2 separate regions of the Homo sapiens genome follow, and region 2 is linked to region 1. A link is a loop called in an ENCODE intact Hi-C map of the cell type or tissue named here. Cell type or tissue: Calu3. All regions are shown on one strand.

The links. Hi-C counts contacts between places; a loop is a spot of excess contacts. Peaks named below come from ENCODE experiments on the same cell type or tissue, not always from the same donor. Only the 100,000 strongest peaks of a DNase experiment are listed, where the experiment ranks them.
Region 2: it touches region 1 in a loop (5-fold over the local background); 4 of 110 quality-filtered maps call a loop at or near these places.

What each region holds. Positions count from the first base shown.
Region 1 is chr9:90,753,178-90,758,177 of GRCh38, reverse strand. No RefSeq gene overlaps it. Among named protein-coding and RNA genes, the nearest start is that of SYK, 46 kb to the left of the region's middle. RefSeq lists an enhancer at 1,909-1,968. In Calu3, a CTCF peak has its summit at 2,222 (motif pointing right); DNase peaks (open chromatin) are centred at 2,217 and 2,497.
Region 2 is chr9:90,316,524-90,321,523 of GRCh38, reverse strand. All of the region lies in intron 2 of LINC01508 (long intergenic non-protein coding RNA 1508), which reads left to right. Among named protein-coding and RNA genes, the nearest start is that of LINC01508, 110 kb to the left of the region's middle. In Calu3, no CTCF peak of the experiment used is centred here; a DNase peak (open chromatin) is centred at 3,042.

The DNA.
Region 1 (5,000 bases):
CAGAATGACAGTCGGGGGTAGAGACATTGATTTTCTTGTAGATAGTGGTGCTGAACATTCGCTAGTAACCGCCCCGGTCGCCCCCTTATCCGAAACAACTATTGACGTCATCGGAGCCACGGGGGTTTCAGCAAAGCAGGCTTTCTGCTTGCCTCGGACTTGCACTGTAGGAGGACATAAAGTCATTCATCAGTTTTGGTACATGCCTGACTGTCCCTTGCCCTTTTTGGGAAGGGACTTGCTCAGCAAGCTGAGAGCCACTATCTCTTTGACAGAGCATGGCTCTTTGCTGCTAAAGTTACCCGGAACAGGAGTCATTATGACCCTTATGGTCCCCCGAGAGGAGGAATGGAGACTTTTCTTAACTGAGCTGGGCCAAGAGAGAAGACCAGCTCTGGCTAAGCGGTGGCCAAGAGTACGGGTGGAAGACAACCCTCCGGGATTGGCCAGTTAAGACTGGGGCCCAGCCGGTTAGGCAAAAACAGGCCCTGGTCCCCAGAGAAGCTCTTCAAGGTATCCAGGTCCATCTCAAGCACCTAAGAACTTTTGGAATTATTGTTCCTTGTCAGTCTCCATGGAACACTCCCCTCCTGCCTGTTCCCAAGCCACGGACCAAGGACTACCGGCCGGTACAGGATTTGCACTTGCTTAATCAAGCTACACTGACTTTACGTCCAACAGTACCTAACCCATCCACATTGTTGGGGTTGCTGCCAGCTGAGGACAGCTGGTTCACCTGCTTGGACCTGAAAGATGCTTTCTTTCCTATCAGATTAGCCCCTGAGAGGCAGAAGCTGTTTGCCTTTCAGTGGGAAGATCCGGAGTCAGGTGTCACTACTCAGTACACTTGGACTGGACTTCCCCAAGGGTTCAAGAACTCCCCACCATCTTCAGGGAGGCATTGGCTTGAGACCTCCAGAGTTTCCCACCAGAGACCTAGGCTGTGTGTTGCTCCAGTAGGTTAAGACACCCCACGGCGGTCGGGTGCGCCAAGGGAACAGATGCCCTACACAGGCACCTGGAGGACTATGGGTATTAGGTGTCCAAGAAGAAAGCTCAGATCTGCGGACGGCAGGTACCTTACTTGGGATTTACTATCCGAGAGGGGTCGGAATGCAGCCCTGGATCAGAAAGAAAGCAGGTCATTTGCAACCTACCAGAGCCTCAGGGCAGAAGGCAAGTGAGAGAATTCTTAGGAGCTGTGGGGTTTTGTAGACTGTGGATCCCAAACTTTGCAGTATTAGCCAAGCCTTTGTATGAGGTCACAAAGGGGGCAGGGACTGGGAACTTTTGGAATGGGGATCCCAACAACAGGAAGTCTTTCATGAGTTAAAGGAAAACCTTCTGGCAGCCCCAGCCTTGGGGCTACCCGATCTGACAAAGCCTCTTCCATTGTATGTGTCAGAGAGAGAAAAGATGGCAGCTGGACTTTTAACCCAAACTGTGGGGCCCTGGCTGAGGCCAGTGGCCTACCTCTCTAAACAACTAGATGGGGTTTCTAAAGGATGGTCCCCCTGTTTGAGGGCCTTGGCAGCAACTGCCCTGCTAGTACAAGAAGCTAATAAGCTGACTCTTGGGCAAAACCTGAACATAAAGGCCCCCCATGCTGTGGTGACTTTAATGAATACTAAAGGACATCATTCGCTAACGAATGCCAGACTCATCAAGCACCAAACTTTGCTCTGTGAAAATCCCTATATAACTATTGAAGTTTGTAACACCCTACACCCTGCCACCTTGCTCCCGGTACCAGAGAGCCCTGTCCAGCCTGATTGTGTAGAAGTGTTGGACTCAGTTGACTCTAGCACACCTGACCTCCGGGACCAGCCTTGCACATCAGTAGACTGGGAACTATATGTGGATGGGAGCAGCTTCTTCAACCCCCAAGGAGAGAGAGATGCAGGGTATGCAGTGGTAACCCTGGACACTGTTGTTGAAGCCAGATTGTTGCCCCAGGCCACTTCAGCCCAGAAAGCGGAACTCATTGCTTTCACTCGGGCCTTAGAACTCAGTGAAGGTGAGACTGTAAACATTTACACTGATTCTTGGTATGTCTTTTAACCCTTCAAGTGCATGGAGCATGATAGAAAGAAAAGGGCCTATTGAACTCTGGGGGAAAAGACAGAAAATATCAACAAGAAATCTTGCAATTATTAAAAGCAGTATGGAAACCCCACAAGGTGGCAGTCATGCATTGCAGAGGACACCAGCGAGCTTCCACCTTGCTGGGTTTGGGGAATTCCCTCGCTGACTCAGAGGCTCGAAGAAGCAGCATTTGCCCCCTTCTGGGCATCAGTGCTCCCTCAAGCACCTGATCTTGGACCTACTTCTTCTAAAGAAGAAAAGGACTTTCTCCAGGTAGAGGGAAGGACAAGTGATGGAGGGAGGATGGATTCAGTTACCAGATGTGAGAATAGCTGTGCCACAGTTGCTAGGAGCTGCAGTTGTACTGGCTGTGCAAGAAACCACCCATGTAGGTCAGGAGTCACTGGAAAAGTTGTTAGGCCGGTATTTCTACATCTCACATTTGTCAGCCCTTGCCAAAATGCTGAGGCAGCGGTGAGTTACCTGCCGAGAGCATAATGCGAGGCAAGGTCCAGCCGTTCCGCCCGGCATACAAGCTTATGGAGCAGTCCCCTTTGAAGATCTCCAGGTAGACTTCACAGAGATGCCAAAGTGTGGAGGTACCAAGTATTTACTAGTTCTTGGGCGTACCTACTCTGGGTGGGTGGAGGCCTATCAAACACAAACTGAGAAAGCTGGTGAAGTAAACCCTGTGCTCCTTCGAGATCTGATTCCTAGATTTCGACTGTCCTTACGGATCAGCTCAGATAACAAGCCTGCGTTTTTGGCTGCCTTGGTACAGAAGACGGCAAAGGTATTGGGGATCACACGGAAACTGCGTGCCGCCTCCCAGCCTCAGAGTTCCAGAAAGGTGGAGCGGATGAATCGGAGTATCAAAAATAGTACTATTGTCTTCCCCGCTGGATATTTAAAACAACACCACAAGGGGCGTCAAACCACCTGCTAAATTTGAGGGAATGTTATCCTCTCCCCCGCTCCCCTGGCCCCGGATATTAGAGACAATAACACAGGGGTCATGTACACCCACTGCTTTATTGGGAGTAATATCATCCTCTCCCTTCTTGGATATTAGGAACAATATCACACTGTGCATGTACGCCTGTCGCGAAATTCAATGGAATGTCATCCTGTGCCTCCCTGGATATGACAAACAATATCACGGGGGATGTACAACTTCTGAGATATTGGGAGTGATATCATCCTCTCCCCTCTGGAAGTTAGAGACAATATCACAGGGGTAGTGTACACCCTCTGGGATGTTGGGACTAATATCATCCTCCCACCCACTGGATATTAAAAACCATATCACAAGGGGTGTGTACACACACTTCGATATTGGTATTAATACCATCCTCTCCCTCTTTGGATATTCGATGCCATATTTCAGGTGGGGTATACACCACCTGCAATATTGGAAGTAATATGATTTTCTCCCGCCCGGATATCAGAAACAATATCACAGGGGGGTGTCAACAACCCCTGTGATATTTGGAGGAATATCATCGTCTCCCCTCATGAATATTAAGAACAATATCATAGGGGTGGGTGGTGTACACCCCCTTTCATATTTGATATCATCCTCTTCCCCCCTGGATATTAGGAACCATATCAGGATGTACAGACCCTGTGACCTTTGCTGTCATATAATTGTCTCTCCCCTAGATATTAGGAAAAATGTCACTGGGGATGTGAACAGCCTTGCAATATTGGGAGTAATATCATCCTCTCTCCCCTTGCATATTGGGAACAACATCACAGGTGGGGTGTACTGCCTCTGCGATATTGGGAGTAAAATTTTCCTCTCTTCCCCTGGACATTAGGAAGGGTATCAGAGGGGGAGGGTGTACATTCCCTGCCATATTCAAAGTAACCTTATCCTCTCCCTCCCAGGGTATTCAGAACAATAGGACAGGAGGGGTGTACACCCCCTGCGATATTGAGAGTCATATCATCCTCTTTCGCTCTGGATATTAGGAACAATGTCACAGGGTTGTGTACACCCCCTGCGGTACTGGGAGTAATATCATCCTCTCTTCCTGTGGATATTAGGAAGAGTATCACAGGGCTGTGTAAACCCCCTGCGGTACTGGGAGTAATATCATCCTCTCTCCCTCTGGATATTAGGATGATTTTCACAGGGGTGTGTACACCCCCTGCGATATTGGGAGTAATATCATCCTCTCCACCCAGGAAATGACTAACAAGGTCATGGGGGAGTGTACTTCCCCTGCGATATTGGGAGTAATGTCATCCTCCCCAAACCTGGATGTTTGCAACAAGATCACAGAGTGGGTGTACACACCCTGCGACATTGGAAGTAATATGATCCTCTCCCCAACTGGGTATTGGGAAAGATATCACAGCGCGGGTATACATTTCCTATGCTGTTGGGAGTAATATCATTCTTTCCCTTTCTGGATATGAGGAAGAATATCACAGGGGTGCTGTACAATTACTTCGATATTGGGAGTAATATCATCCTCTACTTTCCTGGATATTGGGCACAAAAACACAGAAGGGTGTACGACCCCTGCGATATTGGGAGTAATAGCATACTCTCTTTCCCTGGATGTTAGAAAACAATATCATCAGGGCTGAACACCCCCCGCGATAATGGGAGTCATATTTATTCTTTCACAGGCCATTTGGACCAATATCACAGGGGGTGTTTACAAACAGGGGTAGTGTACACCCCCTGTGATATTGGGAGTAACATCATTCTCTCCACCTCCAGATATTAAGAACAATATCCCCGCGGGAGGCGGTACACCCCCAGTGATATTGGGCATAATGTCATCCTCTCCTTCCCTGGATATTAGGAACAATATCACAGGGTGTACACCCACTGTATTATTAGGAATGATATCTCTGTAGGATATTACAATTAGTATCACAGGGTGTGCAGCCACTGTGAT
Region 2 (5,000 bases), 440 kb after region 1:
TCTATGTTATCTTTAAAAAATTTATAGCTAATTCTTTAAATCTGTGATCAACTTTGAGTTCATTTTTTTTTAAAGTCATGAGGTTTATGTCAGGGCTGCTATTTTTATTGCCTATCTATATCCAATTGCTCCAACATGATTTGTTGAAAATACTATCCTTCCTCTTTGCAACTCTGTCAGAAACCAATTAGTCAGCCTGGTGCGGTGGCTCATACCTGTTATCCCAGCACTGTGGGAGGCCAAGGCAGGTGGATCACCTGAGGTCAGGAGTTTGAGACCAGCCTGGACAACCTGGTGAAATCCCATGTCTACTAAAAATACAAAAATTAGCCAGGTGTGGTGGCAGGCACCTGTAATCCCAGCTACTCGGGAGGCTGAGGCAGGAGAATTGCTTGAACCTGGAAGGCAAAGGTTGCAGTGAGCCGAGATCGCGCCACTGCACTGCAGCCTGGGTGACAAGAGCAAAACTCCATCTCAAAAGACCAATTAGTCATATTTGAGTTACTCAATTTCTAGGTTCTTTATAATGTCCTGTTGATCTCTGAGTAGCTCTCTCCACCAATACTATACACTCCTGGTTACTGCAGTGACAAAATGTCTTGAAATTGTTAGACTGATTCCTCACATTTTATTCTTTATTCTTTTTCTTTTTCAGGATCTAATTTCTTTGCCTTTTCATGTAACTTTTATTTCCTTTTAATATTTTGTATTTGCCTTTTGATATTCCTGAAATATCACCATGTAACTTTTAAAATAATCTTGTCTATATCTACAAAATATATTTTTGAGATTTTGATAGAAATTCTGTTAAATCGTGTACTAATTTGGAGAGAATTGACATCTGTACCATATTGATTCTTCCAGTCCACGAAGGCAAAATGTCTTTCCATTTATTTAAATATTTGATTTTTTTGTCAGCACTTTGAGTTTTTAGTGTTCAGATCCTGTACATCTTTTATTAGATTTGCAACTATTTTTTTAATGTTGTGTGCCATCACAATTATATATGCTATTGGCATTTTAATTTCAGTTTCCACATGTTCATTCTTAGTGCATTCATCTCATATATAGATCACGTATCTTATAAAATTGTGGAACTCATTTGTTGTAGGAGACTTTTTTTGTAGATTCCTTGTAATTTGCCATTTACATCATTATGCTATTTACAAATAGGCTGTTTTATTTATTATCTGTAAGTAGAAAAAGTTATAGGTCATTCATTTATTACCTAATCACCTCCTAAAGGCCCCACCTATTAATATTATTGCACTGGGGTCTGGACATCAACATACAAATTTTCCAGGAACACATTCAGACCATAACACAATTAAAAAAAGAGAGACATCAATTTAAAAATTCTTGATAATAGAAGATTGAAGAGATATTATTTAACTTTGAAAAGGAAGTAATTCCACATCTGCCAATATTTTAATGAGGTTCACCAATTGTCTCATTCTTGGTTCCAGGTCAGAGGTAGGAGCTATTGGTCCAGTTTCAATTGTGTGAAATTGGCCAAGTACTTTCACTTTCTGGGCCTTAGATTGTTTTACCTGTAGGTTTCTCTAAAATTGTAAGAAGGTATTTTTCGAGATTATAATTGGAATGTGTAAATTACAAAGAAAACGTAAAGCAAGTTTATGTTACACCAGCAGCTTTTCTTTGGTAAAAAAGAACATTTTGATCAAGCTGTAAATACTATGATTTCTCTATTCCTAAATTTCTTTTATAAGTTTGCATTTTACTGGTAAATTTATTGTATAGGTTTGCATTGGCAAAGTGCAGGTTAGTGACAAATTCCAGTGTACTTTCCAGGGTAATGAAAGCTGTCATTTGTTGATGGAAGCCAAAATAAAAAAGGTTAAGCAGGGATTTTTGAGGTCATTCTATTCTTTTCTTGTTGAGATTGATTCTAATTTTAATGCATTCTCTGCCCAGCTTTAAATATGGCAAGGGATTAAACAAAGTAATATTGATTGTTGCATCTGTGTCCAGGACTTTTGCACTGAATGTCCTGGAACCATGAAAACCACCTTGGGTTAGGACAGCTCACCAGGGACAACCTCTCTTCTGTGGATGATTATTTTATCTTTTGAGATGACTCTAATTTTTTTTTTTTTACGACAGAGTGATAACAATAGCAGGGACCTGTGGCAAAGCCGCATGGCCAGGTGACCAGGGCCCCACTGACAGTGATATTTTGTTGGACCCAGATGGTTTGCAGCCACTGTGAGATGGCCCTACTTTGTTTTATGAGCGTGGAGCTCAGTGCCTCACCCTCCCTGATGCTACCCACCTCTGCTTCCTAATCGCAGATATGCCTCCTCACCTCTCCCTACATAGAGTATCTTAAGGCTGAGTTTGCTTTGATCAAGTCATGCTTATAATTGAGCAGACACAGCCTATGTTCTAATAGGGTGGCCCTTCAACTTTAAAGATTTCTGAGTTGCTGCTTTTCCTCGGCTCAGGTCAAAATGAGTAAACTCAGCTGGTCAGCAAGGAGTTTAGAGTCTGATGGTGAAGAGGCAAGTGTTCAGGGCATGAAAGAGTCAGAAACAAAGGCCAGGACTCTGCCAGAAGGCCCACAGCACACTTGCCCAGTCTCTCTGCCACTGCTGGCTTCCAGGCAAGTGAACTCTGACTGGAGTTTCTTGGATGCTACTTGAATGTGGATTTGGCACCTTTAATTCAGAGCAGCCTCTGCTTACATGCTCAGCTCCACACTCTACCATCCACCTTCCAAATTATTATTATTATTTTTTTTTAAGACGGAGTCTTGCTCTGTCTCCCAGGCTGGAGTACAGTGGTGCAATCTCAGCTCACTGCAGTCTCTGCCTCCTGGGTTCCAGTGATTTTCCAGCCTCAGCCTCCCAGGTAGCTGGGATTACAGACACATGCCACCACGCTTGGCTAATTTTTGTATTTTTAGTAGAGATGGGGTTTCACCATGTTGGCCAGGCTGGTCTTGAACTCCTGACCTCAGGTGATCTGCCCTAATGGACCTCATTTATTAGCTTCTGATCACTGGGCACCCCCTGCTGGAGGCAGTCAGGACCATCCTTCACACCCTGGCAGCTGGGAAACAGCTTCCATCCTCCAGCAGCCAGTAAGGACCTTAGTCGTGGGAAGCCCAACAGGTATGTTAAATTCTACACTCTGTCCTGATCCCAGTTATCCAATTGTATCTACTCCAGATGAAGAGACAATGTTTTTACCCAAAAGACAAGGGCACTGACACTTTACAATGTTACTAGAAAAATAATTAACACTCAAACCAGTTATGCAATTTCTTAAAATTTACATTAAATTTACAACTGATGAAGCTCATTGCATTTCTTTGAATGTTTTCGCTCATTTTAAATTCTAATATTAAGCTATGATAGATGATTTTATTAAGAGCTCAGTGAGCTTACATATTTGGAGAATCAAGATCTTTCCTCATCTAAGATCCGGTAGCAAAAGAAAAAAAAATAAACATGCACAGCATCCATTTGTTAATGCAGGCTCTATGGTCCTTGTAGCAGGAGAGGATGTTATGGGAGCTCTTTTGTTTGACAGGTGAGTCCTATGGATGTGGCAGAGCTATAGTCTAGCCAGAAGCAAAATTGTTCCTATACCATTACATGCTTCCTACATAGTTTTAATCTATGTTGATTCTACAAAGCACATGTTTCCTAAAAAAAATTCTACCATATTTTGAATAGTTATTTGTTTGTTTCTCCTACTGCACTGGGCTATGTTATGAGGCTCATTTCCTCTGGGAATACATGAACCCACCTTATTTCAGCATGTGAAATGCACAAATATAAAGGTTGTTCATCTCTGACAGCCAGTTGGTCATCTAGCGCTGGGTGCTGGAAGTTCTGTGTACCACCTGCTGCATCCCCACGAGGATTTTGACACTGAAGCAGGTAAATGGGTACCAGCCAACATGTGAGGAGTCTTGCCATGATCATCAGTCACAAGGAATTTACGTCTGAAATCATTGGGCTAGTGTGTCTTAAATAACTTAGAGAAGGCTTTCTTAGAGCATTTCTCTGGGATCTATGCATGCAGGGGCATTTGTGATGCAAATGATACATTCCCAAATACATGAGAATTTGTGTGCAAGTTAAGAAACCTCAGTCACAATCACTTCCTTGCAGATGGTTTAAGTCGAGGGTAGAAAAAGAGTGAAGAGGAAATGAAGGTAGAGAGGCCCGCATTTTGTCTAGGAATAGGGAGCAGCTTTTGTGGAGGAGGTTTTGTGGTGGGAGAACACCCTGGAGCCCAAAGGTGAGGGAAAGAGACCCATCTGACTGGCAGATGGAGCGGAAGTTATGGAAAAGGTTGAATCTCGCCTGCAGGTGCAGAAGAGGAACCAAGATAGTTGATCCCTTGATGAACTAGAAATAAAAGAGAGACATGGGAAAAATGAGACTGTGTTAGAAGCGAACAGAAAACCCCCAGGCTCCTCATTTGAGCTGTGACGGAATTCACTGTAGGGGATATATAGCAGCTGAAGTTGCACAGATGCTGCATGTGTTGGGTACAGAAAAGGACTGATTCCTTTTTATTTATTTTTTATTTATTTTATTTTTATTTTTTTAGAGACGAAGTCTCTTTCTGTCCCTAGGCTGGAGTACAGTGGCACGATCTTGGCTCACTGCACCCTCTGCCTCCCGGGTTCAAGCAATTCTTCTGCCTCAGCCTACTGAGTAGCTGGGACTACAGGCACACGCCACCACGTCCAGCTAATTTTTTGTATTTTAGTAGAGACAGGGTTTCACCATGTTGCCCAAGCTGGTCTCAAACTCCTGAGCTGAGGCAATCTGCCCTCCTCGGCGTCCCAAAGTGTTAGGATTACAGGAGTGAGCCACCACACCTGGCCTGATTCCTTTTTAAATGGTGAGAAAAGAATTATGATGAATGATGTGATTGACAGTCTGCTGATAAAATTGGCTCCCTGGCTGGGTGCGATGGCTCATGCCTGTAATCCCAGCACTTTGGGAGGCCGAGGCAGG